Linked DNA regions of Homo sapiens: region 1 is linked to region 2. A link is a loop called in an ENCODE intact Hi-C map of the cell type or tissue named here. Cell type or tissue: endothelial cell of umbilical vein. All regions are shown on one strand.

Region 1 (5,000 bases), 54 kb after region 2:
GAGCCCATGAGTCATCTAAAGTTGGGAGAAACAACCCCCTTCCAGGTTCATGCATGGCCTTCAGGAGGTCTTTGAGCCCTCTGAAATTATAGGATATTTTGTACAACTGGTGGCATATTAAAAAATACATGCTCATGTATTTTTTAAAAGCCAACAAATGCCTATTGTCTTTGTAACAGAAACTATAGGAAGTAAAGCTTGATCATACGTTCTCAGCTGCCATGACCTCACAAAGCTTATGAATCTCAAAGAGACTGCAAGGTGGGGAGCGGAGAGAAAATTATACTCCTTAAGGAAGTGGGAAACTTTTATTTTACAGGTTCCAAAAGTGAACCTGGAGTGTAAAAGCAGGTGGAGACGCCAGCTTAAAGAGTCACCACTTCAGCAAATCAAACATCAAGCAAGCATCTTCCAATTCCATGATTCAGGTCTCCAAATAAGTAAAATAAAGTCTCTCAAATTTAATTCAACTATTTCCCTCCCTAGTTTTATGCAAACAAACCAAAAGTTAGGGGAAAATCCCTACGACACACAGCCTTTGGCTCTCAACCTTAACTGCAAAAGTCAAGTCTAACCAGCAGCACATATGATCTAGTTATGCCACCTCTGAGAACCTCACAGTGGTGTTTCCTTCCCTTTTCTCTGTGCTTTGGACTCAAGCTACCCTGTAACGATATTTTGACTTCAGAAAATAGAACCATCCACCACCCTCTCCTCCCTTCAAATCTCACTGAAACATGCTATTATGGTGTCCATTAAGTCTGTGTTTAGAATGGTCAGCTGGTGAGGGAGTTAATTTGGGAGAATTTGTCTCCTTGTGGGTCAGTATTGCAGAGCAACTTTCCTGCCCTCTTGTCTGGAAAGAGAATCATGGACTCACTGTTTTCTTGTGCTGGAAGTGGATCATGGACTCACTGCTTTCTTTGTGGTCAAGAACCACATGACACCCTTGGAGAATAAACCTACTACAACATAAACAAAAATCTACTACATCCACTCAGTAAGCTATTTCATTCCAAATTATTTTATGAACTTTGTATGTCTACAGCTCTACTTAACAAGTGCTGAATAGCATAGCCGGTCAAGTATTAAATAAAACTCTTAGGCAAGTTGTCCTCCCACAGTTTTTTTACACAATAACACACTCAGAAATCAAAATGTTTAGTAGAGCCAGATGTTACACTACTGGACTGTGGTTCAAGGGTTGGCTTATGAATCACGTTTGTTTATTACTTGTGTAATAGAATCTGAAAACTGAAGTTTTCACCAGGCAACAAAACATAATAGATATAAAATTCCAGAGAAAGGTGCCAAAACATGTTATGAAGATTTTCAAAATAAATGGCCTTGAGAACCTGGGTATGCCTGTTGGGCTTCTCAGCTACATGAGGGCCCCAGAAGAAGGGTCAGAGAATGGAGACAAAAGAGATTGGAGAAGCTATCTCTTGATGGAGGGGAGGGGGAAGCATTACTTTGCCAAGCTTTCCACGCTCTCAGGGAGTTGGGAGGAGGGGCAACCTTCTAACTATGGGCTTGGAGGAGAGAATCCCTCAGAGAGCAGTGAAAGTGTTTCCTGAGGCTGAGAGGCTTAGAAGCCCAACTCACTTTTGAGAAAGATGAAATTGATGGTATGGCCAAGGTCTAACTCCTACCAGGTGGGGATCTAAAAGGCATGAGAATGGCTGACTTCTTTGGAGTGCTGCTGCCTTGGGACTCATGCCAGTCCCAGGCCAGGGAAGCATGAGCATTCCTTGCAAGAGCTGTGTCCCCTACCATACAAAGTGAGCCAATATGGGGACTGTCTTGATTTAGTCCAGTAGAGCCACCTGGAGGAGGCTGGAGGAGCTTTGAGATACGCTGCTTGGTGTCTAGGGGCTGAGGAAGAAGTCATGATGACTATCAGAACAAAGAAATAGAAGTTGCTGAGTCAAGGAAATTGTAGAAAAAAAGAGGAAAAACACTGAAGAATCCAGGAAAATGACATCTCAAGGGGAAAATGCATCTGTAAGACCAGAATGAGACCAAATGACAACAGTGCCAGCTCAAGTAAGAAGTCCTATGTGTCACCTCTCCCTGTCACCCCCAGCCCCATGGACTCCCGTGGAATCAAAATAGCAGCTATCAAGATAGGCAAAGAAGAGTAGAAACGTGAGGTAAAGAAAAGAAGAAGGACTACCACCCTGTACCTTAATGCAGGCTTCCATCCTAAAAACTAGCCCAAGAGTAGGGAGTGGAAGATGGGAGAAAAATGGAGGTGGGAGAGAAAGAGGTTTAACAGTAAATTAAGTTCAAAGGTTTGAATATTACACAGGACTGGATTTTCTAATTTTCTCATCTAACTTACTTGTGACTTAGTTACTGTAGATCACCTGTCACTTAAGAATAAGCAGGAACTTATAGGCTGCTGGGGTCCTCATGCAGAGCAGAAAAGTTACCCCACAGACTAAATTTCCCACTGTAAAAGGACAATGGAAAAACGAAGTTGTGTTTTTACTAATCTGTAAGCTATGCTTTTTCAATATGCTAGCTATACGTATTTTCAAAAGACACAGGATCTGAATCTTTGCTGTGCAAAACCATCTCCCAGAGAGGACTGCTCAGCCACATGAAATATATGGGTTTGACACCTTTATAGGATAATGAAATGACATTTTCCTCTGTGACACCAGCATCATGTGTCTGGCACTTAAGTTCTCTGACCTCGTTTTGAGACTTACAAATTCTTTTCCTGATACTGCTCAAATTTCTCTCTTGTGTGTCATACCCTAATCACCATGCCAGATTTCCTAGCATAAACAGCAACTGCAAGAAAGTCTGTTTCTATTCTCTGTTCACTCTGTCTAAACCTGCACAAATTCATTGATTTTAATCATGCTGCTTTCACCTTTATTTGGCCCCCCAAAATATCCTAATTTTCACCAACTATTTCACACTTTCCTTATTTGATCTTGATCTTTCTATTTTCATTTCTTTAAATATCTTTCAGTTCCTTCTTTTCTTTAATCAAGGGAATGCTAGAATCAAAAATGCAAGAAGTATTCTGGGAATCTTTGAACAAAAGTGGGAGTGTATGAGTTCTCTCATTAAATTACAAAAGTGAAGAGACCTTAAAGAGTCCCACCATCTTAATTGACAGATGTGAAAACTGACTCCCCAGGAGTTTATGCAACTGATTAGACGACCAGCAAGTGCACAGTGGTACCAGAATCAGGGCTCCAGGTCCCAAGCCTGGGGTCCTTTCCAATGCACTGACTGCTTTGAAGTACATAACGTAATAAATACTAAAACTAAACTAAACTGAGATGTCATGAAGACGACTAGAGATTAACTTTATAATTAATAGCATTCCCAAATCTAAAGATAATGAGACTTCTGTTTGCCACCACAGGGAGTAACATAGGCTCAAATCAGCCTTCTGCTGAAAACAGTTTTAAAACCTGACAAAATATATAAAACAACTATTTCAGACATAAGACAACCAGAAGCACAGGACTGTGATCCTCAAGAGAAGAGAAACAAGCAAAGCAAATGCTACAATTACCCTGTTTTTCTGCCTCGAAGCAGTTTCTAAACTGCAGCACAGGAAAGGGAAACTGAAACAATTCGGTGGTCTCACTGAGTTGAAGAGACAGACGTTAGAGTTCAGGGACACCTAGACAGCTAGAATTTGCCGAGTAGAGTATAAGAGAAGAGGTAACTATGCAAAGAAAGACTTCCAGAAATCTGTATAGGATTCCCCTCAAGTCTTTGGACAAATAGTAATCATCATGAGGTCAGGCAAAGAGAAGCTGCTGGGGAAAGAATAAGTACCAGGGAAGGGTACGCTGAACACTTCCCAGAGTTCACATACTGTTTGGAGTTGTTGGAATTTTCTCAAGCCAGAGTATTGAAATCTTCAGAATATATAGATTATTCAACAGAGGGAGACTAGATGGGTGATGCCTGAGTAGTGGCCTAAAGTAGCCCTAGAGTAAAGGCTTCTTTAGAGTCACTCTCAAAGAGCTTAAAAACATGGCTCAAGAGAATCAAACAAGGATCAACAGGATCACCAAGTAACTTCAGTTACTATCCAAAAGGGCCAGCATTCTCTAAGCAATATAACCAAATCCAGCATCCAACAACATAAAAATTTAAATGTCAGGCATTCAATAAAAAATGAGAAGATGCTGAAACATTTGGAAAGCAAATAATGCAGTTCTAAATAACACAGGAGTCAAAGATAAAATCCAAATGGAAATTAGAAAGTATTCTGAACTTCCAAAAAAAAGATAAAAACAACATAACATCATTTGTGGCATGGCATTAAAGCAATAGTTAGTGGGAAATTTATAATATTAAATGCCTATATGAGAAATAAAAGGGTCTTAAAGTAATAAGTTTGTGTCAACCATAGTATAGAAAAAGTAAAAATAAAGCCCAAAGTAAGAAGAAAGTGGATAATAAAGATCAAAATATAAATCGGTGAAATAAAAAACAGAAAATCAATAGAGAAAATCAATGAAGCCAAAAACTGGTTCTACAAGAAGATTAGTAAAATAGATAAATCTTGACACCAGTCCTACAACAGCATGGTCAGGTAGCGCAGAGCTGGTCAGATGCACTTACTCTCATCTAACCAAAAAGTAGGAGCCAATGCCATTATCTGGGTCATTGCTATCTGGCGAAGCTCAACAGTATCCTGAGCACCAGAGAGGAGACTGGCAGAGGAACTGAATCAAAGAGGTTGTGAAGGATATAGGGGTGGCAGAAGTGGGGACCGAAGAGACCCCTCTAAACCCCGGAGGCTGTGGCCGCTAGTCACTGGGAGCCACTGCTCTGTTTCGGATTGAAGAACGACTTAGTTGGTGTGGTGATCAGTCACGGTGGGTCAAAAATAAAGGATAGCCAAAGCACAACAAACATCAAAATCCAGATAAAGAAAAGGACATCTGGAATCATTAGTCAACATTTTTGGCAGCAAGGCGATGCAAACAAAAGCAAAAGTAGTAATAGATAAATGT
Region 2 (5,000 bases):
AAACAAAATGAAAATCTTATACTCCTTCATCCAAACTTCTACATTCTAGTAACTTTAACCTTTGCCCATTATTCCCCCGTTTTGAGACTGAGAACTAGTTCCTGAGCTATAACTTGGGGTTCTTCTTTTGTTTTTTCACTTCTCTAATACTTGTTTAACAAATCCTTAACATTGAAATCTCTTTGCTAAAACAAACAAACAAAATTAGTCTGGTTTCTGTTTTTCTAACTGAAGCCTACTGGACACACTGCCTCATAGGGGTATTTTGAGGCTGAGACAAGGCATATATAGCACATAGCTCAAATGGTATATCACCCACAGAAGACACTCAGCAGGTAGAAGAATTTTCCTGCTGATCACATCTCTTCCCTACTTCGTTGTACTACTTCTAGTTGAGCAGGTCAAAACTTCTCTCTGAACTTATTTATAAAAGGAGGTAACATTTCTCTAAAAATGGGGGTATGTGTTGGGGGAAGTGAAGGAAAACATCAACCTTGTGAAGAAATAAATAATACTTCATTTCTAGTGCTACTACTAGTACTTTCATCCTGCCGCCCTCTCACAGGAGTTCATAAATACTGAGGCCACCCTCTAGTGCTAAGTGATCAGAAAGGCCTCCTGCTCACTATTGACAAGTCAAAGGAACACTTTCTGGAAGAAACCATAGGTATTCTCTGTTACGGGGCATTCTCAGGACAATCTCCTAAATGAACCCTGAGAGCCCTGGCATCACTAAGGATTGTCCCTACCCAAAGGAAATGATGGGACTAACCGCCTTTGTTGATCTCAAGTAAGACATGCTAACACTAAAGAACTATTTTCAAAGACAAGGTGATCATTTCACAGAGGATAGAAAACCCAAAACTCTCACAAACCCCATGCTTAGAGCCCCTTTAATCCTCTGATGTGTATCTGTGAATCCTGAGAGTCTAGGACTCATCACGTCATCAAAATAGTCCACTTTCAGTAGAAACCTGAGAGCAGAGAAGGTGACAGCCTCATCTCATTGCTTGGCATTGTTTGTGAGAGAAAGCAAAGAAAGTGAGGAAGCCTTTATATCGTGCTATTTCTTTTCCATGGCAATCAAAATAATTAAAGCGCAGTTCAGCTGAGGACAGGCAAGTGTTCACATACACACTATTCCCACAAACATATACTCTATTTTAAATACACACACAGCCTTTTTTTCACGAAACAAACTTTTTAGCAAACAAAATAAGTTATAATATACTTTTAAGAATATAGCTTGGGTAGAAAGAGTTTGTACTAAAAAGCCTGCAACTTATTATTTTGAAAATCTTGATCCAAGGATCTACATTTTTAAAATAGAGTAGATAATATCTACCTGTATTTTTCATTTTTTCATTCTGTGCCTCTAAATTCCATTTAGAATTTTGAAGTCATGTTGTACCACCCAAATCAAGATAATTTTATTCATCTAGTTAGATTTTCTTCAGTGAAAAAATTACAGGTGATCTTAATTTATGATGAAGTTATGTCCCCATAAGCCTATAGTAAGTTGAAAATGCATTTAATGCACCAAACATCATAGCTTAGCATAGTCTACCTCAAATGTTCTGAGAACACTTACATTAGCCTCCAGTTGGGCAACATCATCTAACACAAAGCCTATTTTATAATAAAATGTTGAAAATCTCATGTAATTAATGGAATACTACACTAAAAGTGAAAAAAATAGAATAGCTCTGTAGGTACTCAAAGTATGGTTACTATTGAATTTGTATCACTTTTGCACCACTGGAAAGTATGAAAATAGTAACTCAAACCACGGTAAGTCGGGGATTTCCTGTAGTAAAAGGAGGTGGTAATATGTACCTAGCAGAGAGTTGTTATTTCACTTCTACTAGAGTGTAACAATTAAGAATACATAGCTATAGGCCGGGTGTGGGGGCTCACACCTGGAATCCCAGCACTTTGGCAGGCTGAGGCAGGTGGATCACTTGAGCCCAGGAGCTCAAGACCAGCCCAGGCAACATGGTGAAACCCCATCTCAACTAAAAATACAAAAAATTGTCCAGGCATGGTGGTGCACACCTGTAGTCCCAGCTACTCAGGAGGCTGAGGTGGGAGAATCACCTGAGCCCAGGAAGTCGAGGCTGCGGCGAGCGGAGATGGCAGCACTGCACTCCAGCCTGCATTGACAGACTGACACCCTGTTTCAAAAAAACAAAAACAAAAACCACCACAACAAAAAACTCAGAATACACAGCTATGTATCAGGAATTATATGCTACCTTCCAAGGTCCCCAGTGGATGCCTGAAACCATGGATAGTATCCTACTCTATATACACTACGGTTTTTCCTGTACATATGTACTTAAGATAAAGTTAATTTATAAATTAGGCACAGTAAGAAATTAACAACAGTAACTAACAATAAAATAGAACAATTATAACAATACATTGTAATTAAAAATATGCAAATATGGTATCTTTCTCTTTCAAAATATCTTATTGTACTGTACTCACGCTTCTTATGATGATGTAAAATGGTCAAATGGCTACGTGATGGGATGAAGTGAGGGCAATAACACAGGTATTGTGACGTAGATGGAAAATTCCAGAAATAAACAACTCTTAAGTTTCAAACTGTGCACTGTTCTGAGTGGTGCGATGAAATCTCTTGCCCTCCTGCTTCGGCCCACTGGATGGCAATGAGTCACCACGTAGTCACCTTGGCGATTAGAGCAACTGTTGCAGTATTGCAGTGCTTGTGTTCAAGTGACCCTTATTGTACTTAATAGTGGCCCCAAAACACAGGGTAGTGATGTAATATTTTTGAACTATAGTTGACCCCGAGTAACTGAAACTGTGGAAAATGAAACTGCAGCTAAGGGAAGACTACTTTACTATACATCTAGACGTGTACTGATTATACAAAATGGTAAAATATTATTAGCTATAACTGTAACATGGACTAAGTCAAGTTGTTAGCATAATAATTTCAAGTTACATGATTCACCCATGTATATGTAAAAGTCTTCCCAAAAGGCTTAGTGAAATTGTAAGATTTAATATTTTTAGAAGTATAAACACTACAGACTTTTATATAAAAGTTTCAAACAAGTTTTATTTAAAAGTGTAATGACTTACATTTATTTTTCATTTATATAGCTTTGTTAATTTAGAGTAACACATTTTAAAATTTTTAGTTTTTAGTTCCTCTGGTTGAAGATGGGAAGCGTTGACTGAAACAAGAAATTAAGTCTTTTCGGACAACTTGAATTTCCAACTTGGGCATAATTATTAAAATGCTTAGTAGATAACTTCAGGATTGTGGCTGTGGCCATTACCAAATTTGAAAGAAAAAAGTGACTTGAAATGAAAGTGCATTGCAGTTCCAGTAACAAATAGATGATAAACTTTATTTATCTTAAGTTTAATTTATTCAGAAACTTACAGAAAAGCTGGAGTTACTATAAAAATATTTTTTTTCCTGAATCAATAGGTTACTGCTTCACTCCTTCATGTATATTTCTTACAACCAAAATATTTTCTACATAAATACAACAAGCCATCAAAGTTGAGAAATTAACAATGATAGCATCTAATCTTCAGACTCCACCCAAGTTTTGCCAATTGTCCCAGTAATGTTAGTCTTTTATGGCGAAAGGAACCAGTTCAGGACCACACACTACATTCAGTTGTCATGTCTCTAAGCTCCTTCAGTCTAGAACAGATCCTCTGTCTTTCCTTGACTTTCATGACCTTGAGACTTGGATATTATTTTTGTGACATGTCCCTCAGTTTGTTTTTTCTTCATTATTAGATTCATGTTATGCAGTTTTGTTAGAAGTATAACAAGAGTAACAATGTAGTTTGTCATTTCATCTTATTAAATGGAATAAAATTTCTATTTATTCCACTGCAATGGAATATCATTGGAATTCATCACTTGATGAAGGTGACATCTGCCAGGCTTTTCCACTGTAAATTACTCATTTTGCCTTCATTATTCAACTGTACTTTGTGGGAAAGTACTTTGAAATTATGTAAATACCCTTCCTCATCAAAATTTTAATTGTTATTTAGCTCATGATTTCTTATTTTATTCCCTTATTGCCTTTATTATTATGATTCTCAAATTTTCCCACATTTGGCCAGTGGGGTTCTCTTCAAGCTGGCTTTTGTGCCCATTTGGTATGTCCCAATTATTTTTTTAGTACTTCCTTGCTTTTTGCTTCAAAAGATGTTCCACTTTTAATTGCCCCTTTCCCTTCCTGTCCTGGCCCTGAAATCAGCCATTTCTTCAAGGAACTTTGGGTTCTTTAGTGGAGAATGGCATCTAGAAGCCAAGATATGGGCAATAGCTGTGCTCATTATTAGGGTTGTCTTAGTTTGAGCTGCCATAACAATATACCATAGACTGGGTGGTTTAAGCAGTAGACATTTATTTCTCACAGTTCTGGAGGCTGGAAGGTCCAGTATCAAGGTGCCGACAGCTTCGGTTCCTGGTGAGAGCACTCCTCCTGGCTTGTAGGCAGCCGCCTCCTCTCTCTGTGTTCACATGCCATTTTTGGTGCATGCACACGGAGGGTGAGAGAATGCTCTGGTGTCTCTTCCTCTTCTTGTAAGGGCACTTATCACATCATGTGGGCTCCAACCTTAAGACCTCATCTAAACCTAAATACCTCCCAAAGTCCTCACCTCCAAATACTATTACCTTGGGGGTTAGAGCTTCAACATATGAATTGTTGGGGGATACATTCAGTCCATAACTAGGTGTTACTGCTGCTACTGTCTCTCAGGAGGGAAGCTAGAGTCTAAATCCATTAGGTTGGTGCAAAAGTAATTGCAGGTTTTGCCATTACTTTTACTCTTTCTCTATCTCTATATAAATAGAGATAGAGATGATGTAGATATAGCTATATTAGGTTGGTGCAAAAGTAATTCTGGTTTTTGCCACTAAAAGTAATGGCAAAAAAATATATCTGTATCTATGTATATACAGATAAAGAGCAAAATATATCTACACATAT

Evidence for each region. A loop is a pair of places that touch in the nucleus more often than their neighbours do. Peaks named below come from ENCODE experiments on the same cell type or tissue, not always from the same donor. Only the 100,000 strongest peaks of a DNase experiment are listed, where the experiment ranks them.
Region 1: a loop joins it to region 2, with 3 times the contacts of the local background. A loop is called at or near these places in 3 of 110 quality-filtered maps.

Annotation. Positions count from the first base shown.
Region 1 is chr5:115,975,903-115,980,902 of GRCh38, reverse strand. All of the region lies in intron 1 of LVRN (laeverin), which reads right to left. Among named protein-coding and RNA genes, the nearest start is that of LVRN, 16 kb to the right of the region's middle. RefSeq lists an enhancer at 3,445-3,734. In endothelial cell of umbilical vein, no CTCF peak of the experiment used is centred here; a DNase peak (open chromatin) is centred at 2,742; H3K27ac peaks cover 1,645 bases.
Region 2 is chr5:116,029,996-116,034,995 of GRCh38, reverse strand. ARL14EPL (ARF like GTPase 14 effector protein like) reads right to left here and starts at 2,524. Exons shown (of 4, transcript NM_001195581.2): 1 at 2,491-2,524. RefSeq lists an enhancer at 2,880-2,929. In endothelial cell of umbilical vein, a CTCF peak has its summit at 2,646 (motif pointing right); a DNase peak (open chromatin) is centred at 2,705; H3K27ac peaks cover 561 bases.